Linked DNA regions of Homo sapiens: regions 2, 3 and 4 are each linked to region 1. Evidence: chromatin contacts called from ENCODE Hi-C or POLR2A ChIA-PET data. All regions are on one chromosome and are shown on one strand. The core of a region is the stretch at or near the end of the contact, and the rest is flanking DNA. Distances in the headings are between cores, read along the strand shown. Region 1 overlaps DLGAP4 (DLG associated protein 4). Region 2 holds the start of DSN1 (DSN1 component of MIS12 kinetochore complex). Region 3 overlaps SAMHD1 (SAM and HD domain containing deoxynucleoside triphosphate triphosphohydrolase 1). Region 4 holds the start of NDRG3 (NDRG family member 3).

Region 1 (5,376 bases), core at 678-3,177:
TTGTAACCTTGAGCGAGACCCTTGTCCTCTCTGTCAGTTTCCCTATCTGTAAAAAGTGGATAATTGTGCTGGCCTCACACTGTTGTCATGATGATCAAATGAAACATCTGTAGACACGCTTTGTGAACTGTCAGCCTGTCTTTAAACAGCCCCATCGAGGGAGAGGAGCTTGCCCAAGGGTAAACAGCTGGCTGGCTCCTGCCAGAGCTGGGACAGGGATCCAGGACTAGGACATTACAGTCCAGGGCTCTTTAACCTCCTCCCCACTACCTGGTTATTCGAGAATGCACCTGCCCTTCCAATAGAGCAGGGAGACGGCTGTTTCTTAATTCAGGCCCCAATCCTGCTTGTTCTTTGTTAGTCCGTTTGTAAAGATAGATGGGCGTGCCCATCGGGATGTCTGTGCAGGGGGACAGTTGGATTTTCCATGTTCCATCCCATTGTTGTTTAAGGGTGGGCCCTGCTTGGACAGTGGCACTTGGAATAAAGTCACTTTGTAGTTGTGAGCCTTGGCTGCTTTTCCTGCTTCCCCTGTAGAGTAGGGGAACAAAGACCTCAGCCGAGAGAGGTTCTGCAGAGAGCTGGGGTTTGCTGTCAAGGAGCTTAGGATGTCCTAGAACTTTGGTGCAGGGAATGAGATCAGCTGTTCAAGCGCCTTGTCTTACAGATGAAGAGATGAGGCCCAGAAGGGCCAGGGACCCACAGAGGTTTGAGCCAGGACTTCTGGGTCCTGTTCCATGGCACTGCCTTTGAAGAAGTCACTGTCATGCTGTTATCACCTGCCCCTGGTGTATAATGACAATCTCTAACATCCTTTGACCTTTTTACTGTGTACGCTGTGCTTGGTGCTTTACTTCAGCTACTTGCAGTGGAAAAGAAGAAGGGCTTGGTGCCTGGCCTGGAAGTGAGGGGTGCAGGATCCCAGTTCCCACATCTCACCCACTTTTAGGGATGTCACTTTCCTTTGGGCTTCAGCTTCCTAATCCATAAAATGGGAATAACATTCCTTATCCTAAGACTGATTCTGAAATCATGGAATCCCTCAAGAATTGTGTGAGCAGCGGCTCACTCCTGTAATCCTAGCACTTTGGGAGGCCAAGGCAGGCAGGTCGCTTGAGCTCAGGAGTTCAAGACCAGCTTGGGCAACAAGACAAAACCCTGTTGCTCCAAAAAATACAAAAATTAGCTGGGTGTGGTGGCATGCGCTTGTATTCCCAGCTACTTGGAGGAGGCTGAGGCAGGAGGACAGCTTGAATCCAGAAGGTCAGGAGGTCGAGACTGCAGTGAGCTGAGATCATGCCACTGCACTCCAGCCTGGGTAACAAAATGAGACCCTGTCGACCGGGCGCGCTGGCTCACGCCTGTAATCCCAACACTTTGGGAGGCCGAGGCGGGCAGATCACTGGAGGTCAGGGGTTCGACATCAGCCTGGCCAACATGGTGAAACCCCGTCTCTACTGAAAATACAAAAATTAGCTGGGTGTGGTGGCACACGCCTGTAATCCCAGCTACTTGGGAGGCTGACGCAGGAGAATCATTTGAACCTGGGAAGCGGAGGTTGCAGTGAGCTGAGATTGCACCATTGCACTCCAGCATGGGTGACAAAAGCAAAACTCTGTCTCAAAAAAAAAAAAAGAAGAAACTGTTCCAGAGAGTAGAAACTCTGGGTTTCAGAACCACAAACGCCTGGTTTTAATCAGTCTCCATCATTCACTGCGTTTGTAATCTTGGGCAAATTATTTCTTTGAGCTTCAGTTTTCTTATCTGGACTCAAGATCTGTACTACAGGATTATGATGAGGATTAAATGAGATTATGTATTTTTTTTTAAATCTGGTGCACAGTAGGCACTTAATAAATGTGAACTTTCCCTTCCCAAAAACATCTGGGTGACTTTTCTCTTTGTAGGAACTAGACAGCCCAGTTCCCCCCCCATCCCCCCCACCCCCGCATGCCCTGTGGTTGGGGTTTAGATAACTAGGAAAGCACCTGTGGCTATTCTAATAGTAATAGGAGTGATCTTCTCATCTCTCCCAGGCTGTGTGAGGCATTGTGTAATCAGCCAGGCTCTTTCCCGACCATTGTTCTCCACCAACAGGCCTGGAAGTCGGAAGCCAGTGGAGTTCTCCCTGTTTCACAGGTGAATGAAAAATAGGGGGCCCAGAGAGAGACAAGGACCTGCTCAGGGGCCCACAGCCACAGCAGTGACAGGCAAACTTGTAGCCCAGGCCTCTTCTCCACAGCCCGCAGCGTTTCTCCAGGTTTATGGCTTCTGCCTGATAGCCTACCCCTCAGGCCGCCTTCCCTGGGTCTGTTCCCATCTGTTCTGGGAGGAGGGTTTTCTTGACATTTCCCCAGTCTCTGAGCTCATCTTGAATTTAAAAGGAGGCTATCTGGAGGCTGGGTGGGGACTGAGTCACCACCTCCCGTGGCTTTCTCATCCTGAGCAGCAACCAGACACACCCAGAGGGCCACTGCTGGAGACCTGCAGATTGTAAATGCCACACAGGCTTTCTTCCCAGAAGCTCAGATGGGCTCTTGCGGGAAGGCTGTCATCGTGGTTCTGTATGTATTTCTTCCTTCCCCTAGCCACTTTGAGAAGTTGTTGCCTGTCCTTTCCCGCTTCAGCCTTTATTAATGCTGTCCTCTTCCCCTATAGTGCCCTCTCTTCCCCTAGAGGCCCACACTGTCAAATGCCACCTCCCCCAGGAAGTTTGTCCTTGCTGGCTCTGGAGTCCCAGCAGGACTCCTGAGGATGCTTACGGCATGACCTTGGCAGGTCACGCCACCTTTCTGTGCCTCAGTTTTCTCATATATAAAATTTGGGTTTCTTGTCTTTATAAAGCTCCATCCCTAGACACTCTCATTTGGCAGGTCTTGGGGCAGGAATCACATGCCCCTAGGTTTTTAAACCAGCTCTCTAGAGGATGCTGGTGCTGAGAGCCTGTCGGCTGCAACCTGGGAAAAGCTGAACTGAGAGGACCCTGGTTTGCATGACAGCCTAGCTTGTTGCTGTGTGACCTTGGATTAGTCAGCTTTCTGTACCTCCGTTTTCCTCCCTATCAGATTGGGATGGAAATGAGAACTCGTGTAGTAACAGCCCCTCAATAAATGGCAGTCATCACCATCATCAGCTTTGTTTTGTGTGGGGATTGGTGGTTTTCAGAAGCAAGTCACCTTTCCCCTACTTGGTCCTGGCAGCAGGCACTGTCAAGTCAGACTGGGCCAGGGTGCAGGCTGTGGAATTGAACACCTGAGCAGGAATGAAGTCTAGTCCTTACAGGAATGTAATGAGGTTGATGAGGTGTGTGGTGTAAATCTCTCTCGGGTTCCCAGATTTCCCAGACCTGACTGTGGCTGCCTTTCCTCACTCAACCTGTGCTGGAATCAGCTGTGTTAACAGACAGACCCACCCATTCTTAGAAACCAAGGCTACCTTAAAGAGAAATACAAGCCACATTCTAGAGCTAAAACATGGCTGTTCCACAGCATGGAGGCAGGCCCAGGGACGGGTAGGGATGCCTAGGATCCCAGAGCAAGACTAGAGCCACATCTCTGCCTCCCTCCCCCGGGCTCCCTCGTCTCTGTACATCACTGGCCTGGAGCCCTGAGGTCTGGTTTGGCCAGTGAACAGTTTCCTCATGGGATAGGAGCAAGAGAAGTGGTCCCAAGTGGTCAAAGCGAGTCTCTCGCTCTTGCTCTCTCTCTCTCTCTCTCTGTCTCTCTCTCTCTCTCTCTGTCTCTCTCCTCTCTCTCTCTCTCTGTCTCTGTCTCTCTCTCTCTCTCTCTCCTCTCTCTCTCTCTCTCTCTCTCTCTCTCTCTCTCTCTCTCTCTCTCCCCCCCCCTTCTCTCGGCCCTGCCTTCCTAGCCCTGGGCCAGGCTCTGAGAGGATGGGGATTAATAGACAGACAAGGCGTCTCTGCCCTGAGGAACTTATGGTCTGACAAGAAGACAAGCCTACAATTATGAGAGACTGTGTGACACTCTGTAATTAAGCGTCTGCTGAGGAAAAGCATTGTCTGAGAAGGAAGAAGTGAGCATGAGCCAGAGGAAACAAGAGCCCTTTGAGGGGAGCTGGATTTGCAGAGGCAGAGGGTGGTGCCGACATTCCAGGGAGGTGGGTGCAGAGGGCATGGCTGGATGATAAGTGTGCATTTAGGGAAACAGCAGTATGCTAGTTTTGCTGAGGCATCAGGGCTCTGGCTGGAAAATCTGGGTGGAGCCAGGAGGTTGTAGGCAGTGTTAAACAGCTGAAAAGCAGAGGCACTGGGGAGGCATGGAAGGTTTTAGAGCAGAGGTAGCACAACTGGAAGACTTTCCAGAGGATGAATCAGGCTGGGTAAATTGGAATGAATAAAAATCACAACAGGGAGGAGGCTTTGCAGGCATCCAGATGACACAAGAGGGTGAGGTTTGGGTGGGGCCCATGGGAGTGGGAAGAGCCAATTGGGGTAGCAGAGGATGCTGTGCTCCCTTAGGAAAGCTTGGCCAGCGCTCTGATGGGCCAGAAGGGAAAATGTTGGGTGTTGCTGGTTTGGGGCAGGAAGTAGCAGTCTGAGCACATTTCTTGTACACCTGCTGTTTGCCTGGCTCTGCGCCAGGGGCTCCACAAGGGCGCTCATGAAATCTGTACAATAAGCCAGAGGCAGATGGACTTCCCATCCCTGTTTTGCAGATAAGGAAAAGGTAGCTCAGGCCCAAGGCCAACTGTCTCCAAACCGTGTCTCTTCCCACAGCTCAGCTCTGCTTCTTGGAAAGGGAACTCCTGCTTTTAGGGTCCCAAGGGGCTGAGCCTTCTTTCCCTTTAATTAGGAGCAAGCACATTTATCCTAAAAGCCCACAAATCTTGCTTTCTAAGGATCCTGAAGGTCAGGGTGCCAGTTTAGAATTCCTTAAAGGTGGAAGAGTCAGAGGAGCTAGGGACCCTCACACAAGCAGTTTTACACACTGGACTGTGAGAAGGTTCCGGAGTTGTGCTGTGTATATGTCCAGTCTGATAGTAGGCATGTCCACCACTGGGTCTGTTGGAATTCTCAGCCAGCCCCCACCAGAGAGGGGCCCAGCCAACGCAATCAGTCACCCACAAAGGCGGGAAGGGACTTGTCTCCAAGGTGCCTTGCACAGGAGAGCCAAGTGACGGAGGCTAGGACTCATTTCTCAGGCTGCAGCCAGGAATCCCCAGTGGGCAGAGGGAAAGGGAAGGGGACTAGTGCTTACACAGTGGCTACCATGGGAGGCAGCAGTGGTTGGTCCCAGTGTACAGCCAGGAAATTGATGGCTTGGCCGAGGCCTCCCAGCCAATCATTCTCTCTGTGTGCAGCCCACACTCCTCTGAACACAAACTTGGTCATGAGGCAGAGCAACCACATGGCAGGCA
Region 2 (5,542 bases), core at 1,643-4,142, 310 kb after region 1:
ACCTGTGATGCCCTGGTGAATGGGATGCAGCGACTTCCGCCGGTTCGTTTCTTTCATACTTGCTCGCCGCCAGGATTGCCTCCTGTCTTGATAACTGGCAGATTGTTCTTGAGGAGACAAATGAAGGGACTTCGACTGAAGTCTTTCCTGGTGGCTGAGATCACAATTTCCCCCTTTTTTAGGGCTAGAGCCAAGGTGAATTCTTTCCTCTGAAACGCCTTGATTCATCTCCAGGGAGGCAGATGTTTTAGCAAACACTTCCACAGGACTGAGACTTGATTCCAATTGATGATCATGAGTCTTAGACATCACTGGTCCTTTTTCTAGTATTTGTTATAAAAAAGTCAAAATACAAGATCAAGCCCGCCACAACTATTTGTGCAAAAAAGTGGAAAAAGTAAATGTATGCCCCTAGATCGTGGAAACATAAAGAAAGCATCTCTGCAAATAATGAGTATGTGATTCCAAATCTACCAGGAGCCAGGAAAGATTTGGGTATAGCTCAGAAGCCTGAACCCAAGGTAAGAGGTACTGAATTTCACTACAATACTTACCATCTATGATCTCTGATCTAGTCACTGAAGTCATCCTAGGTGGTAAACTCTGAAAATAGGAAAATGGAAGTGATCTGTTCTTCACGTTTCACTGCAGTCTCAATGGGGCTTTACAGCCCCAGAATAAATAGGCCGTGTGCTTTCCAGCCTCTCTGAGCTACCCTTATCCACCTCCCTGACAGAGAATATCAGCAGGGGCCATCACCTCCTCTTCTGAATTTCTATACACTTTATTGCTAGAAATATTCAAATCTCCCTGAACACATACCCTACCTTACTTCCCAGTTACTTTGTGTTTAACTAGTCCCTAATTCCATTGATGACATTATGGTCTACCTGGTCTTCCAAACTAGAAAAACCACATCATCCATTACTTCTTATTCTTAGTTCTCCAGATCCAAAGTCCTAACTGTTTTATAAACAGTCTCTAAATCTTTTCTCCATTCTCACTGTTACTAGTTTATTTATTATTTTGAGACAGGGTCTTGCTCTGTTGCCCAGGCTGGAGTACAGTAGCACAATCTTGGCTCACTGCAACCTCCTCCTCCCCAGTTCAGGTGATTCTCCTGCCTCAGCCTCCTGAGTAGCTGGGATTACAGGAATGCACCACCATACCTGGCTAATTTTTGCATTTTTAGTAGAGATGGGGTTTCCCCATGTTGGCCAGGCTGGTCTCAAACTCCTGGCCTCAAGTGATCCACCAGCCTAGGCCTCCCAAAGTCTGGGATTACAGGCGTGAGCCACCACGCCCAGCCTCACTGTTACTAGTTTAGTTCAGGTCTCATAATTTCTGGTCCCTCCCACTATCTTAATAGTCTCTCCACTAGTTTTTCTACCTCCAACGGCCCGTCTCCAGTCTATTCTTTGTTTTTGTTTTTTTTTGAGGTGGAATCTCACTCTGTCGCCAAGGCTGGAGTGCAGTGGCGCAGTCTCGGCTCACTGCAACTTTCACCTCCCAGGTTCAAGCAATTCTCCTGCCTCAGCTTCCTGAGTAGCTGGGATTACAGGTGCCTGCCACCACACCTGGCTAATTTTTGTATTTTTAGTAGCGATGGGGTTTCCCCATATTGGCCAGGCTGGTCTCGAACTCTTGACCTCAGGTGATCCGCCCGGCCTCAGCCTCCCAAAGTGCTGGGATTACAGGCCTGAGCCACCACACCCGGCCCAGTCTATTCTTCAGACAGTTGCCGGGACTTTTCCAAAGTGTAGTCAACACCTCAGGTAAACTAGTCCCAATTTACCCATTCCTGCTCTCTCCTCCCAGTCCTATTCCCTGTACTACTTCTGAATCTTTGCACATATCTGTCCTTCTACCTGTTAAACTTATTCATCCTTCCCAACCTGGCTCAAATATGAAGCTTTCACATCACTTATCTTTGGCAGAGTTGGTGGTTATGCCCCTTGGCCTTCGTAGCATTGGCTATAAAATCTGTTTACATGTCTGTCTCCCCAGCCAGGCTGTATTTGTATTCCTAGTGACTGTCAGGAACAACTGCCTGGAAGGCAGGGATGTCACCTAGGCATCTCTTCATCGTCCCCTCCCTCCCAGCAGAAATCTGTCTGTGGGGGGTGCTAAGTAAAAAGATATGAATATATGCAGAGGGACAAAAAGGAAAAGATAACAAGGAGGGCTCGGTCAAGGATCTGAATCCCCCACGGTCCTTATGACAATATCACACAAATCCAGGCTTGGATAATAACGACTGTATCACACAGATCCAGGCTTAGAAAAGCAACAACTGTCAACTGTTAAACGCTTATTCTGTGCTAGGACCTGTGCTATGTAAGCGCTTTACTTGCATCGTTATTCCACTTAATCCCTTCCACAACTCCGTAAGCACCATTAACTCCACTTTGCAGACAGGGGAACTGAGGTTCAGAGGGGCAAAAAGCCTGGCCCAAGCTTGTGACACAGCCAGCCTGGGGGCACAGGGGCAATTCGAACCCCAGCCCTCTACCCAGTCCTCACCCCTGTTTCTGGAGCCTAGACCCCTGGCACGGCAGATACGTCTCTAATGGGGTCGGTAAGGGGGACTGCCCTCGGGTTTCATTTCACCCGGGAGGAGGTCGCAGCGCCCTCGGGGACCCCCAGTGTCCACGGTCGGGGCCGGGGCTGCGGCGGGTCGAGCTGGGCCGACGGGTACGACGCCGAAGAGATTAGTGCGGCGGCGGGCGGGGCCACATCAGAGGACAAGTCTGTGACTTCCTGACGCCCGTCCAGTCCGGAACCTCCGTACCTGAAACACAAGGCCACGGGTCGCTCTCCACAGCCCCAGGTCACTCCTGGACGCCTTGCGCACCCGCAGCCGATACTCCCTGATCAGGGTGAAGCGGTCTCCACCTTCTACGTCACGGTCACCGCCTCCGAAACTCCCGCCAACCAAGGGCGCATGCGCGGCCGTCAGTTTCTCGGGCACGCGCGCGCAGAACGCCTGCCTCCGGCGATGCACATGCGTACACCGCCGCCCGACGCGCATGCGTACACCGCCGTCCAACGCTCCTGCCAGCTCCGCTCCTCTAGTCCAAGTCCTTTAGGTCCTGTCTGGCCACGTCACCACCTCCCCGCAACACCCCGCCCGGGAGTCCCTTTCCGGGACCCGCCACACTATCGTGTCCTTTTGCGCCCGACGGCCCCAGAGCCCATCTAAGATGGGGGAAACAGAGGCCCGGAGAGATTCTTGCCGGAGGAATACAGCGCCTCAAAGGGCATCTGATGCCCTGTCCCCGTCGCTAGGCTCTGGTTCCCACTCCCTTTATCTCCTTAACTCCCAAAATGTGGACCGTGACTCTCCCCAGGGTGGACTGGAGCTCTGAGCTCAGTTTGCCTCACAGTCTATCCCACTCCTGCTCTAGGACTTTTTCTCTCTCATTTCCAGGCCACTCCCTCAAACGGCTTGCTTTACTTGCTTGGTGGGTGGGGGCCTGCCCTCGGGTTTCATTTCACCCGGGAGGAGGTCGCAGCGCCCCCAAGTGGTCGCAGTGTCCTTAGTCGGGGTCGGGGGGTGCGGCAGGTCGGGCTGGTCCTTAGGGGTAGGACGGGGACAGGGCATCAGATGCCCTTTGAGGCGCTATATTCCCAGGCGCTGTTCCCTCTGCCTGGGAAGGCTTTCCCTGCTTTTCCTAGCTACATCCTCCAATTTTTTTGTATTTTGAGACGGAGTCTCGCTCTGTCGCCCAGGCTAGAGTGCAGTGGCGCGATCTCGGCTCCCGGCAACCTCCGCCTCCCGGGTTCGGGTTCAAGCGATTCTCCTGCCTCAGCCTCCCGAGTAGCTGGGATTACAGGCGCCCACCACCACGCCTGGCTAATTTTTGTATTTTTAGTAGAGACGGCCACTAAAAATGTTGGCCAGGCTGGTCGCGAACTCCTGACCTCAAGTGATCCACCCACTTCGGCCTCCCAAAGAGCTGGGATTACAGGCATGAGCCACTGCGCCCGGCCACATCCTCGAATTTTAAGCCTCAGCTAAGGAATGATTGATTTCTCTCCAAGCATTCTCTCTGGCCTTAGGCTGAAAACCAACTGTCCTTTCTGTGCTCCCAGGAGCCCAATCTGTTCCTGCTCCACTATCCCATGCTGGTCTAGGAGGCTCCAGAGAGCGGGCTGCTTCCTCAGCACCCAGCACGACGCCACCAAAATGTCCCCTTGGATGTGCACAGTCCTTTCTTTCACAGAAAAACTTCCAAATATTGAATTATAAGCAGCCCACAGTCCAAAAGAGGGGTTGGAGAGAGGCAGCTGGAGCTGACCGTGGTCATCCTTCCATAGCAGTTGTGGTCCTTGGAAAAGTTTTCTGGTGGGAGACAAAAATCTGCCTTCCTGAAATTTCCACCCTGTGGTTCCAGCCTGCTGGCTGCAGCAGCCATTCTGAAAGCAGAGATTTGCCCTTGGCTCCCTGAATATCACTTTCTGGGGTTGAGAGGTACCCAGTTCCTTTTATGCTTGCCTGCCTCTTAAACTCCTCTCTGTCAACGTGCCAGGAAGAGAACTCAGTGTTCCTTCCCAGCTAGGGCTGGCCATCCTGGGGCACAATGAGAAAATGATTTCATGGAATACAGACCCAATACATCTTCTACATCGTTTCCCTGCTTTGAATTGTTGCATGGCTCCCTCCTGTCCACAGGAGGCACACATTTTTTTCCCCTATAAGGCACTGTGTCATTAGGCTGGGTGTGGTGGCTCACGCCTCTAATCCCAGCAGTTTGGGAGGCTGAGGCCTGCGGATCAGTTGAGGTCAGGAGTTTGAGACCAGCCTGGCCAACATAGCAAAACCCTGTCTCTACTAAAAATACAAAAATTAGCCAGGTGTGGTGGTATGCACCTATAATCCCTGTTACTTGAGAGGCTGAAGCAGGAGAATCACTTGAACCTGGGAGGCCAGGAGAATCACTTGAACCTGGGAGGCCAGGGCTGCGGTGAGCTAAGAACATGCCACTGTACTCCAGTCTGGGCAACAGAGCAAGATTTCATCTCAAAAAAAAAAAAAAAAAAGAAAAAAGAAAAGAAAAGGAAAAAGAAAAAAGGCACTGTGTGATCTGACCCAGCCTCTTCTTTCAGTTCCCCAGTTCTGCTCTGCTCTCTTTCTACGAGGCTTTCACACATGGTATTCCCTCTCCCTGGAACCACTTCCCCTCAGTCCCGTGCCTACAACACACCACCATGGCCTTCATCTGGTCAACATCTCAATCTTAGGTGTCATTCAGATGTCCTTTCCTCTGTGAAGCCTTTCTTGTTTCCTCTGGGCTGGCTGAGCACCCTGGGCTCCCCCTGCCATTAACATTTGATTTCATATCTTCCAGGCCCATCCATTGTATCCTCAATACCTAGCACATGCCTGGCTGTTATTAGCCCCTCATAGAAGAGATCTATGAAGTATCATGTAGCCAGCTTCTAAGATGGCCCCCAATGACCCCTGGTTCCTGGTGTTCATGCCCTCGTGTTGTCCCCTCCCATGCTGAAGAATGCTAGTCTATATAACCAATTAGATATT
Region 3 (5,394 bases), core at 382-2,881, 470 kb after region 1:
ACTGGCAAAGGTTTCCCAATGATTCTCCCTCAAAATACCAAGAATCCATCAAATTTATCATCTAGGGGCTGGTATTGGTTCTTTGTAAGTCTCCGGGGGACATAAAAAGAGTGCCTACTTGCTTTAAGTATCTGGCTATCCAAACAGTGGCATGCACCTCCCTTCCCCTGCCCTGAGGGTACACACAAACTCTCAGAGTCCCTGAATAAGTAGGAATAAACTATAAGGATAGAGGTAAAAACCCCCATGATTTAAAAGGAACAGTCCCGGCCCAACGTGGTGACTTATGCCTGTATTCCCAACACTTTGGGAGGCCAAGGGAGGTGAATCACTTGAGGTCAGGAGTTCGAGACCAGTTTCAACAACATGATGAAACTGCATCTCTACTAAAAATAGAAAAAAATTAGCCAGGCGCTACTCGGGAGGCTGAGGCAGAAGAATCACTTGAACCCAGGAGGCGGAGGTTGCAGTGAGCCAAGATAGTGCCAACTGCACTCCAATCTGTGTGACAGAGCAAGACTCCATCTCAAAAATAAAAAAATAAATGGGACAGTCCCCTTTCTCTTTGTCACAGGAAAAGGATTATATTCTTTTGCTTGGATTAAAGTGGCCTAAGACCTCACATGGATCAGAAAAGACAAGGAGTTCTCTAAATGTGTTAATCCACTTGGGCAGATTAGAGATTATAAATATGAAAAAAAATGGATTTCACCAAATAACCGAAGGAAAAATGGTGATTTTATTTGATAAGAAGGACAAGGCCAGGCGCGGTGGCTTACACCTGTAATCCCAGCTCTCAGGGAGGAGAGGCGGGAGGATAGCTTGAGCCTAGGAGTTCGAGACCTGCCTGGGCAATATAGCGAGATCCTGTTCTCCACAAAAAGGAAGAAAAAAAAAGACCAAAAAAAAAAAAAAAAATAAGCATAAGAAGGATAAAAGAAAAATAAAATTCACATATCATCCTAAAAGCAGTAGTAAGAAAAACTCACTAGCAAAAAGCCCTTTCATATAACCTGTAGTAAACATGATGGCCGGGCACGGTGGCTCATGCCTGTAATCCCAGCACTTTGGGAGGCTGAGGCTGGTGGATCACCTGAGGTCAGGAGTTCGAGACCAGCCTGGCCAACATGGTGAAACCCCGTCTCTGCTAAAAATACAAAAATTAGCTGGATATGGTGGTGCATGCCTGTAATCCCAGCTACTCGGGAGGCTGAGGCACGAGAATTGCTTGAAACCAGGAAGCGGAGGTTGCAGTGAACCGATAATGAGCCACTCACTCCAGCGTGGGCAACAGAGCAAAACTCTGTCTCAAAAAAAAAACAACAACAAAAAAACCACTTTAGCAAAGATGTTTAACATGAGAAATTCACTGAAAGTTGCCAAGAAAATAAAATAGCAATGTTTTCTACTTATGAATCATTCTAGGAAGAAGCAACAGTACATTTATACTAACATCAACTGAAGAATTAAAATACAATTTCCATATTCTCTTGGTTGATCTGATTTTTTAACGTCAAAGAGAGGTAACATATGTTATGATTTTACATAACAACTTTGTCTCTTTGTACAGCTTACCGAGATCATGACAAAGTCCAGCAATCTGAACACAGAGAACATCTCGTTCACTTATCTGCAGCTCTGGTTGTTTTTCACCCAGTGCGTGAACTAGACATCCTGCTAGATACCCCACCCTGCAGAGCAAAAACACAAAAAGTCACTTTTCTGTTTGCAAGAGGAGTGATAGTTCTGGTCCTCAAGAACTTCAGTATGTTTCCTTAAACATTCTAACATACCTTTAGGGCAACTTTACTGAACAGTATATTTCAGAACTAGGCAGGAACACACACAAACGGAATCCCAAAAGCAGGACCTCTGGCTCAATATCACCAATCATTAGAGGAATGCACATCAAAACCACAGTGAGATACCACTTCACACCCCTTAGGATAGCTACTATTAAAAAAAGAAAACCAGAAAATAACAAGTGTTGGACATGATGTGAAGAAGTTGGAAGCCTGTGCACTGTTAGTGGGGATGTATTATGGTGTAGCTGCCATGGAAAACAGTATGGGTGCTCCACAAAAATTAAAAACGGAATTACCACAGTGATTTAGCAATTTCACTTCTGGGTATACACCCACAATAACGAAAGTAGGTCTTGAAAAGATTGGCTGGGCTCAGGGGCTCACGCCTGTAATCCCAGCACTTTGGGAGGCTGAGGCGGGCAGATCACTTGAGGTCAGGGGTTCGAGACCAGCCTGGCCAACATGTTGAAGCCCCATCTCTACTAAAAAATACAAAAATTAGCTCAGCATGGTGGCAGGTACCTGTAATCCCAGCTATTTGGGAGGCTGAGGCAGGAGAATTGCTTGAACCCAAGAGGTACAGGTTGCAGTGAGCCGAGATCTTGCCATTGCACTCCAGCCTGGGCAACAGAGCAAGATTCCGTCCCCACCACCCTCCCCCCAAAAAAAGAAAGAGAATATATTTGTACAGACATGTTCATAGCAGCACTACTCAAAATAGCCAAGAGGTAAAAGCAACAGGTATCCATCAACAAATGAATGTATAAACAAAATGTGGTAGATACATATGATAAAATATTATTCAACCTTAAAAAGGAAATAAAAAATAATTTAAAAATAAAAAATAAAAAATAAAAAAGGAAAGAAATACTGACACATGCTACAACATAGATGAACTTTGAGGAAATTATGCTAAGTGAAATAAGCCAGTGACAAAAAGACAAATATTATATGATTTCACTAAGATGAGGTACCTAGAGTAGCCAAATTCATAAACAAAAAAAAGAGGGCCGGGTGCGGTGGCTTATGCCTGTAATCCCAGCACTTTGGGAGGCTGAGGTGGGCAGATCACCTGAGGTCGGGAGTTCAAGAACAGCCTGGCCAATGTGGTGAAACTCCATCTCTACTAAAAATACAAAATTAGCTGGGCGTGGTGGCAGGTGCCAGCTACTTGGAAGGCTGTAATCCCAGCTACTTGGAAGGCTGAGGCAGCTACTTGGAAGGCTGCTTGGAAGGCTGTAATCCCAGCTACTTGGAAGGCTGAGGCAGGAGAATCACTTGAACCGAGGAGGCGGAGGTTGTGGTGAGCCGAGATTGCGCCATTGCACTCCAGCCTGGGCAACAAGAGCGAAACTCCGTCTCCAAAAAAAAAAAAAAAAAAAAAGTAGAATGGTAGTTACTAGGGGGTTGCGGGGGGTTGCGGGGGGAGACATGAAGAGTTGTTTAATACGTATACAGTTTCGTGTTTTTTTTTTTTTTTTTTTGAGATGGAGTCTCGCTGTGTTGCCCAGGCTGGAGTGCACTGGCCTGATCTCAGCTCACTGCAACCTCAGGAGTAGCTGGGATTACAGGTACACTCCACCATGCCCGGCTGGTTTTGTATTTTTAGTAGAGACGGGGTTTCGCCATGTTGCCCAGGCTGATCTTGAACTCCTGACCTCAGGTGATCCACTGGCCTCAGCCTCCCAAAGTGCTGGGATTCCAGGTGTGAGCCACTGCACCCGGCAAGTTTGGTTTTGTAAGATGATAAGAGTTTTGGCAAGTTTGGTTTTGTAAGATGATAAGAGTTTTGGCAAGTTTGGTTTTGTAAGATGATAAGAGTTTTGGCAATCGATTGGTTGCACAATGTGAATGCATTTAACCCTACTAAACTGTACACTTAAAAAACACTTAAGACTATGTATTTTCTATTCTGTGTATTTTACCACAGTTTTTTTTTAAAGTAGGAATATCTGGCTTTGTAATGTTTACAACATAATTGGAGATGAAGTACTTAAATGCACTTCCAGCACTTCCATCTGAGCCATTCCTAAATTCTTTTCCCCTGAACTCTGAGCTACATGAGGACAGAGGCGATTGTTATCTTTTTGTGGTTTGGTAGGGCTTAGTAAGGTTCGATAAATATTTGTTGATGAATGAACATTTGAGTATAGACACATGTTGTGCCTAACTAAAAATGCTTCTACACAAACAGAAAACCAAAGTAATATACTGTGAGTACTTCATGAAAATCTCAAAGACTGTCTATTCTTCCCTGTCCACTTCCTCCTGGCTCTACACTGCATAATGGAAATGCAGACCAACGTCTCAGCTTAGTTGTATGTAACAGAGGCATCGCCTTCTCTAAGATTATGAATGCTTTTTTAACTTACGCATTTCCTGACAGGTAAGAAAATGATCTGGTTTGAAAGAGCAACTCTGTACCAGAGTAAATAGAGAATACAGAAAAATTAAATAATCAAATATACATAATTAGTTGTATCAGCAACCGACCCATTAGCTTTTATTTATTTATTTATTTATTTTGAGACTGATTCTCACTCTGTCACCCAGGCTGGAGTGCAATGGTGCTATCTCAGTTCACTGCAACCTTGGCCTCCCGGGTTCAAGCTATTCTCCTGCCTCAGCCTCCCAAGTAGCTGCAGCGTGCGCCACCACGCCTTGCTAATTTTTGTATTTTTACTAGAGACGGGGTTTCACCATGTTGCTCAGGCTGGTCTCGAACTCATGATCTCAAGTGATCCGCCTGCCCCGGCCTCCCAAAGTGCTGAGATTGGCCGGGCACGGTGGCTCATGCCTGTAATCTCAGCATTTTGAGAGGCCGAGGCGGGCGGATCACGAGGTCAAGAAATCAAGACCACCCTGGCCAACGTGGTGAAACCCTGTCTCTACTAAAAAATACAAAAATTAGCCAGGCGTGGTGGTGGGCACCTGTAATCCCAGCTACTTGGGAGACTGAGGCAGGAGAATCACTTGAACCCTGGAGGCAGAGGTTGCAGTGAGCTGAGATCGTGCCATTGCACTCCAGCCTGGGCGACGGAGTGAGACTCCATCTCAAAAAAAAAAAAAGTGCTGGGATTACAGGTGTGAGCCACCACACCCAGCCCCTGTTAGCTTTTAATTAATATTTAAAAACAAATCCAACTGACCTGTCTATAGATACTTTCATTATTTTTCCAGGAAAGATCTGAGGTGGTTAAGAATACATAAAATAAATAAATTGCAACAAGGTAAATAAAAAGCCTCAATTTTGGGGCTGGGCACAGTGGCTCATACCTGTAATCCCAGTACTTTGGGAGGCCGAGGCAGGTGGCTCACAAGGTCAGGAGATCAAGACCAGCCTGGCCAAGATGGTGAAACCCCGTCTCTACTAAAATTACTAAAATTAGCCGGGTGTGGTGGTGGGCGCCTGTAATCCCAGCTGCTCAGGAGGCTGAGGTACAGAACTGCTTGAACCTGGGAGGTCGAAGTTGCAGTGAGCCAAGATTACGCCACTGCACTCCAGCCTAGTGAAAGAGACTCTGTCTCAAAAAAAAAAAAAAAAAAAAAAAAAAAGCCTCAATTTTCTCATCAATAAAATAAGGACATT
Region 4 (5,851 bases), core at 1,870-4,369, 280 kb after region 1:
ATACAGTAAAAATTGTGATTACTTTGATACAACCAGGGGCAATCAGCCACAGAGGGCAAAAGAATGTAAAAATGGATTTCTCATGCATTGAGGGACAGACTAAAGGGGTATAAGCCTCAGACTATCCTACTGCAACATGCAAATGAAAAGTACCCTGTACATCGAAATAGCATATACCAACTCCACTGTAAACAGGCATTTTTCCCTGCTCAGAAGTAACAATTTAGAATAAAACAAAAGCAGCCGGGCTCGGAGGCTCACGCCTGTAATCCCACCACTTTGGGAGGCAGAGGCAGGCGGATCACCTGAGGTCAGGAATTCAAGACCAGCTTGGCCAACATGGTGAAAATCCGTCTCCACTAAAAATACAAAAAATAGCTGGGCATGGTGGCGGGCGCCTGTAATTCCAGCTACTTGGGTGGCTGAGGCAGGAAAATCGCTTGAACCCAGGATGCGGAGGTTGCAGTGAGCCGAGATTGCGCCACTGCACTCCAGCCTGGGCAACAAGAGCGAAACTCCGTCTCAAAAAATAATAATAATAATAATAAAACAAAAGCAGCTCGGCCTGGCTTGGTGGCTCACGCCTGTAATCCCAGCACTATGGGAGGCCGAGGCAGGCGGATCACGAGGTCAGGAAATCGAGACCATCCTGGCTAACACGGTGAAACCCTGTCTCTACTAAAAAAATACAAAAAAAATTAGCTGGGGGTGGTGGCGAGCACCTGTAGTCCCAGCTGCTCAGGAGGCTGAGGCAGGAGAATGGCGTGAATCTGGGAGGCGGAGCTTGCAGTGAGCCGAGATGGCGCCACTGTACTCCAGCCTGGGCAACAGAGCGAGACTCCGTCTCAAAAAACAAACAAAAACAAACAAAAAACAAACAAAAAACAAAAGCAGCTCAATCGTGAGTGCACGTTCAAGTAACATAAACAAGCTTTTTTTTTTTTTTTTTTTTTGAGACGGAGCTCTGTTGCCCAGGCTGGAGTGCAGTGGCGCGATCTCGGCTCACTGCAAGCTCCAGCTCCCGGGTTCACGCCATTCTCCTGCCTCAGCCTCCCGAGTAGCTGGGACTACAGGCGCCCACCACCACACGCGGCTAATTTTCTGTTATTTTTTAGTACAGACGGGGTTTCCCCGTATTAGCCAGGATGGTCTCCATCTCCCGAACTCGTGATCCACCCACCTCGGCCTCCCAAAGTGCTGGGATTACAGGCGTGAGCCGCAGCGCCCGGTCCATAAACAGGCTTTTTGATGCAAGACTCTTATCTGCAAGTTTTCAAAAACAACAGGGTGGATGGAGGCCTTTGAGTGGTAAATGGTGATGACAAGTTTAATCTGAAGGAAGAGACAAGCAAAGAGAAACTGAAGGGCAGGAAGGAGGAACAGAAGGGCACCAGAAGAACACCACGCTTTGAGTAATGAAAAGGGGGGGTGGAAATTAACTGAGTCCTTACCAAGGATCTACTGTGAGCCAGGCATCTGGAGCTGCAAAGATGGACCATGCCCTCAAGGGGCTAGAAGTCCGCAGGGTAAGACTGAGGCTAAGACCCTGTTTTGTGAACGTGTAATTCTAATTGGGAAAATCAAGCAGGGAAGGCTTCACAGAGAAGGTGGTGATTTAGTGGAGCCTTTGAAATGTGGAGGAGGATTTGCTAAGGGAGAAAAACGACAGTTTGAGCTAGTTATTTTGGGGGAGAAACATTCACATATTTTTATAGCTGTTCATTTGGAACTTTAAATCATGGGAGGCTTCTTAAATTCAGCACCACTCTATCAATGTTCTCTTTCTCTTCTTGCTTTATCTTAAATACTGAAATGTTCAAGCCCAACCTTGGGGCAAAGGCAGAAAGCCTCGGACAGAAAGCCCCGGAATGAGGTGAGTGCTAGCCAAATCTGCTCTGTCACCTCCAAGTCCAGCCCGCCCAGCTAGCCCAGTCAGCCCAGTCCTGCTCTCTTGGCAGGAAAGGAAGGCTAATAATATCCCCTGAGGGCCAGGGTAAGGGGGGGGGGGGGCGCGGCGGGGGTGATCTGGATGCCAGCAGGCAAGGATCACTCTTGTTCTGTCAGTAAGCCACCAAAGGAAAGCTTCCCTGCTTCCTAATCCACGGGGCTCCTAGTCTACCTGTGATAGGGAGGCCAGCTCTGCAGGAAGAAAAAAAGGGCTTCATGACAAGGAAGGGGGAAGCATTTGGATTGGGAAGTGCAGAGGTGGTTATGCGAGGTTATCTTAATAAAATGCTTAGCAAGATCCCTGGCACACAGCGAGCGGTGGAAGAACGTTAGCTCTTATATTAATAACACTATTATTATTACAGTAACACCTCAATTGTACTCCGACAACAAGAAAATCTTTTTTGTGCAGCCTACTTTTACGACGTTCGAGAGCAACTTCAGAGATGACAAGTGATTTCAAAATTTTTTCAAAGGTACGAGATCAAATTCCAACCGCACTGGCCTGAGAGCCCGAGACCCTGAGTTGAGAGCTGACCCTGCCACTTGTCAGCTGCGTGACCTTGGGCATGGCACTTCACCTTTCCGTGCCTCAGTTTCCTCGGCTGTTAAGTGGGGCTAAGAAGCCTCTCCCCGGTAGGGTAGTCGTAGGGTCCCGTTAGAGGATGCCCTCTGCTGCTCTGGGGCCGGACGGGTGCAAGGGCTGCTCACGGCCCCTCTTCCAAGCATCTGGGCTCTTGGAGCGGGCGAGGTAGATGGATGAGCAACCCCAAGGCCCACCAAGCTCTGCCGCCTGCAGAGCCAGAGCGAGAGAAGGGTTCGCGCCTGCGGGGGGCGTCCCTGTGACCCAGGGTGTTGAGCCCGGAGGGAGGCTCTCTTGCTACCCACACGCTGTCGCCGGCGGGCTGGGCGCGGGGAGCGGCCGAGGAAAGCCGGGCTGACCTGGGTCCGGCGGGCGGGCGGGGCGGGGCAGAGGGCCCCGGGGGCACGGGGGAGGCAAGCAGCACGGGCCACCAGGGCCTCGCCGTGCCGCGGAGATGATGCGGGGAAGGAGCAGGGCAAAGGAGCGACGCCCCCGAATGCGGCGCCGCGCGCCCCCCGCGGGCCGGGCGGAGGCGCTCACTCACCTGAGGCGCGGGCACCCGCCGTCAGTGCAGCAGCAGCGGCGGCGGCGGCGGCGGCGGCGGCGGCGGCGGCGGCGGCGAGAGGGGCGGGGGAGGTGCTGCGGTCCGCGCAGGCGCGCCGAGGACGCCAGGGCGGCGCATGAGTGCTGTGCCCGTCCACCTCGGGAACTACCGAGAAGATGGTGGCTGAGCCAGGAGAGGCCGGCGGCGCCATCTTTGATGTAGTTTTTCTTGCTGCGGAGTTTCCTCAGAGAAGAATCTCAGATTTTGGAGGCGCTGGGCGGCAGGGCCATTGAGCTCTGCGTCTGGAGCGCTTCCCTCAGTTCCCTGAGTCGCATCCTTATGAAGCCCCTAAGAGCTCTTGCAGGGTATGGCATCCTCCTTTTAAGGTGACCTAGAGCCATACCCAAGGTCACAGGGCGCCTAGCACAGTGCTCGGCACGTGGAAAGAGCTTAGTAAATTTTTGGTGAATGAACATAGTAATTTAAGAACTAGAGTCCAAGACTCAGGGCTCCGAATTACCAGTCCTCCATTGTATCACCCCTATTACAACCGTCAGCCAAATCATCTACTTTCTTGAATGCAACATTAGAGATGGAATTTTTTTTCCCAGAATGATTGCAGATATTAAACTTAATGACCCAACAATTTAACACCAAAATGTACAGGACACACTCTTCCTCTATTTATTATCTATTATTTCTTTACCATTAAGTACCACTGACTAAAAGTTTTTTTGTTTTGTTTTGTTTTGTTTTTTGAGACGGAGTCTCACTCTGTCGCCAGGCTGGAGTGCACTAGCGCGATCTCGGCTCACTGCAACCTCTGCCTCCTGGGTTCAAGCGATTCTCCTGCCTCAGCCTCCCGAGTAGCTGGCACTGTAGGCGTGTGCCACCGGGCCTGGCTAATTTTTCTATTATTAGTAGAGACGGGTTTTCACCGTGTTGGCCAGGATGGTCTCGATCTCTTGACCTCGTCATCTGCCCGCCTCGGCCTCCCAAAGTGCTGGGATTACAGGTGTGTGAGCCACCACGCCCTTTTAACCCGAGCCAGTGTCGCCATCTCGGCTCAGGTTCCCAAGTCCCTCAGCCTCCCAAGTAGCTGGGACTAGAGGCGGGCGCCACCATGCCTGGGTAATTTTTGTATTTTTTTTTTTTTAGTAGAGATGGGGTTTCACCATGTTGGCCAAGCTGGTCTCAAACTCCTGACCTCAAGCAATCCGCCTGCTTCTGCGTCCCAAAGTGCTGGGATTACAGGTGTGAGCCACCACGCCCGGCCACTAAAAGCATATTCTTTTAATTAAGGCAAACTGAACAAATGAATATTACCAAACATCTCAGAGGGCAGCAATAATATTGTTATTCATCAAGCACAATTCTTGAACTGAATTTAGTTGGAAGGAAAACTAACATTAATTGAGCACAGCCATTTATTTTATGGTTTATGTTCGTTAACATTTACTGAATTCAAATTAGTTCTAGTTCACCATCCACTATTTATCCCTATGTCCTTGGTTAGACAATTAAGTCTCTCCACACCTCTCCATGCCCGAATTCCTCATCTATGTCACACACCCAGAAATAGAAGTTACAAGGTTGTGGCAAAGACTGAATGATAATATGCATGTAAAATGCTTAGAGCTCAGTAAGTATTATTTTTCTTTGTTCTATCGTATTTTACTGTTGAAGACACAAAACATACTTCTTGAGTTTGAAGAAATCCTTATAAGCAAAAAATGCAATACAATGTAATAAATAAAAAGGGGGAGGGTATAATCATCTTTAGAGAGATAATCTGTCCCCATTTTACAGATGAGGAAATTGAGGATAAAATGAAAATTCATGGCCGGGCGCAGTGGCTCACGCCTGTAATCCCAGAACTTTGGGAGGCTGAGGCGGGCAGATCATGAGGTCAGGAAATCGAGACCATCCTGGCTAACAAGGTGAAACCCCGTCTCTACTAAAAATACAAAAATTAGCTGGGCGTAGTGGCGGGTGCCTGTAATCCCAGCTACTCGGGAGGCTGAGGCAGGAGAATGGTGTGAACCCGGGAGGCAGAGCTTGCAGTGAGCCGAGATTGCGCTGCTGCACTCCAGCTTGGGCAACAGAGCGAGACTCCGTCTCAAAAAAAAAAAAGAAAAAGGAAAATTCACTCCAACTCTCTCCATTGTACTACTTTGTTTATGAAAGAGTAGGCAATTAAGAGCATTTCTCTGATTCTTGAGATACAGATAGAGATAGATATAGACGAGGGTCTCACCATGTTGCTCAGGCTGGTCTAGAACTCTTGGACTCAAGCAATCCTCCTGCCTAGGCCTCCCAAAGTTCTGGGATTATAGGCATGAGCCACTGTGTCCCGCTCTGCTCTGATTCTTAAATGTTGGATTTCCATGAGACCATCCAAACTTTCCCTTCTTGCTCTACTGTGGACTATATCATTCATTCTCAAGTCATCAAGAACTAGACATCAGCAACTCTCAAATGTTATTTCCAGTCTCGATTTCTCCACCCAGTTCTCCACCTGTGTTATTTGACAGACCAGTTGATTTCTCCATTTGGTATTCCAAATAGAACGAGCTTTCCCATCTCAAATTGCTCCATCATCTACCCACTGTTCAGGCTTCACCTCCTGCAGCATACTGATACCGCTAAACTTTTATATTATTTAATTCTTACAGCATCCCTGTGATATAGGTTCTATAATTCTCTCAACCTTCGAGATAAGAGATTAAATAAATTTTTCAGTCACAGTTAATAAATGGCAGAGTTAGGGGTTTTTT

What was found. A loop is a pair of places that touch in the nucleus more often than their neighbours do. ChIA-PET counts read pairs that join two places held with the same protein, here RNA polymerase II (POLR2A). Pooled maps may share reads with other maps.
Region 2: a map of CD14-positive monocyte shows a loop between it and region 1 (2.6-fold over the local background). The contact joins the promoter of DSN1 here to the enhancer-like site in region 1. A Hi-C loop is called at or near these places in 11 of 168 maps with a recorded cell type or tissue (B cell, CD14-positive monocyte, CD4-positive, alpha-beta T cell and 4 more), 17 of 37 single-sample maps with no recorded cell type and 24 of 50 pooled maps. POLR2A ChIA-PET finds 5 or more read pairs at or near these places in 3 of 52 experiments (BJ, PC-3 and naive thymus-derived CD4-positive, alpha-beta T cell).
Region 3: a loop to region 1 is called in a pooled map of ovary, with 4 times the contacts of the local background. The contact joins two enhancer-like sites. A Hi-C loop is called at or near these places in 1 of 168 maps with a recorded cell type or tissue (Right ventricle myocardium inferior) and 7 of 50 pooled maps. POLR2A ChIA-PET finds 5 or more read pairs at or near these places in 3 of 52 experiments (A673, CD4-positive, alpha-beta T cell and PC-9).
Region 4: a map of CD8-positive, alpha-beta T cell shows a loop between it and region 1 (7-fold over the local background). The contact joins the promoter of NDRG3 here to the enhancer-like site in region 1. A Hi-C loop is called at or near these places in 11 of 168 maps with a recorded cell type or tissue (B cell, CD4-positive, alpha-beta T cell, CD8-positive, alpha-beta T cell and 7 more), 14 of 37 single-sample maps with no recorded cell type and 22 of 50 pooled maps. POLR2A ChIA-PET finds 5 or more read pairs at or near these places in 5 of 52 experiments (OCI-LY7, Panc1, T-cell and 2 more).

Annotation. Positions count from the first base shown.
Region 1 is chr20:36,463,229-36,468,604 of GRCh38, forward strand. The region is part of intron 7 of DLGAP4 (DLG associated protein 4); the gene reads left to right. Among named protein-coding and RNA genes, the nearest start is that of MYL9, 76 kb to the right of the region's middle. RefSeq lists enhancers at 780-1,706, 1,707-2,632, 2,208-2,387, 4,407-4,456 and a silencer at 2,278-2,572. Within about 2 kb of position 1,928, at least 25 of the 41 ENCODE cell types and tissues checked have a DNase peak (open chromatin) inside an H3K27ac peak, as active enhancers do; they include CD14-positive monocyte, CD4-positive, alpha-beta T cell, CD8-positive, alpha-beta T cell and 6 more, where a contact is called at or near this core.
Region 2 is chr20:36,770,871-36,776,412 of GRCh38, forward strand. DSN1 (DSN1 component of MIS12 kinetochore complex) reads right to left here and starts at 2,893. Exons shown (of 11, transcript NM_001145315.2): 1 at 2,792-2,893; 2 at 555-603; 3 at 3-323. The coding sequence starts at 588. LOC124904894 (a long non-coding RNA gene) reads left to right here and starts at 4,265. Exons shown (of 2, transcript XR_007067574.1): 1 at 4,265-4,348. RefSeq lists a silencer at 1-141 and enhancers at 2,652-3,197, 2,819-2,878, 3,009-3,148, 3,159-3,238, 3,198-3,744.
Region 3 is chr20:36,929,185-36,934,578 of GRCh38, forward strand. It overlaps SAMHD1 (SAM and HD domain containing deoxynucleoside triphosphate triphosphohydrolase 1), which reads right to left. Exons shown (of 16, transcript NM_015474.4): 5 at 1,576-1,691. Among named protein-coding and RNA genes, the nearest start is that of SAMHD1, 20 kb to the right of the region's middle. Within about 2 kb of position 1,632, at least 5 of the 41 ENCODE cell types and tissues checked have a DNase peak (open chromatin) inside an H3K27ac peak, as active enhancers do; they include CD4-positive, alpha-beta T cell, where a contact is called at or near this core.
Region 4 is chr20:36,742,971-36,748,821 of GRCh38, forward strand. NDRG3 (NDRG family member 3) reads right to left here and starts at 3,120. Exons shown (of 16, transcript NM_032013.4): 1 at 3,075-3,120. RefSeq lists enhancers at 2,583-3,549, 3,274-3,373 and silencers at 2,744-2,933, 2,964-3,163.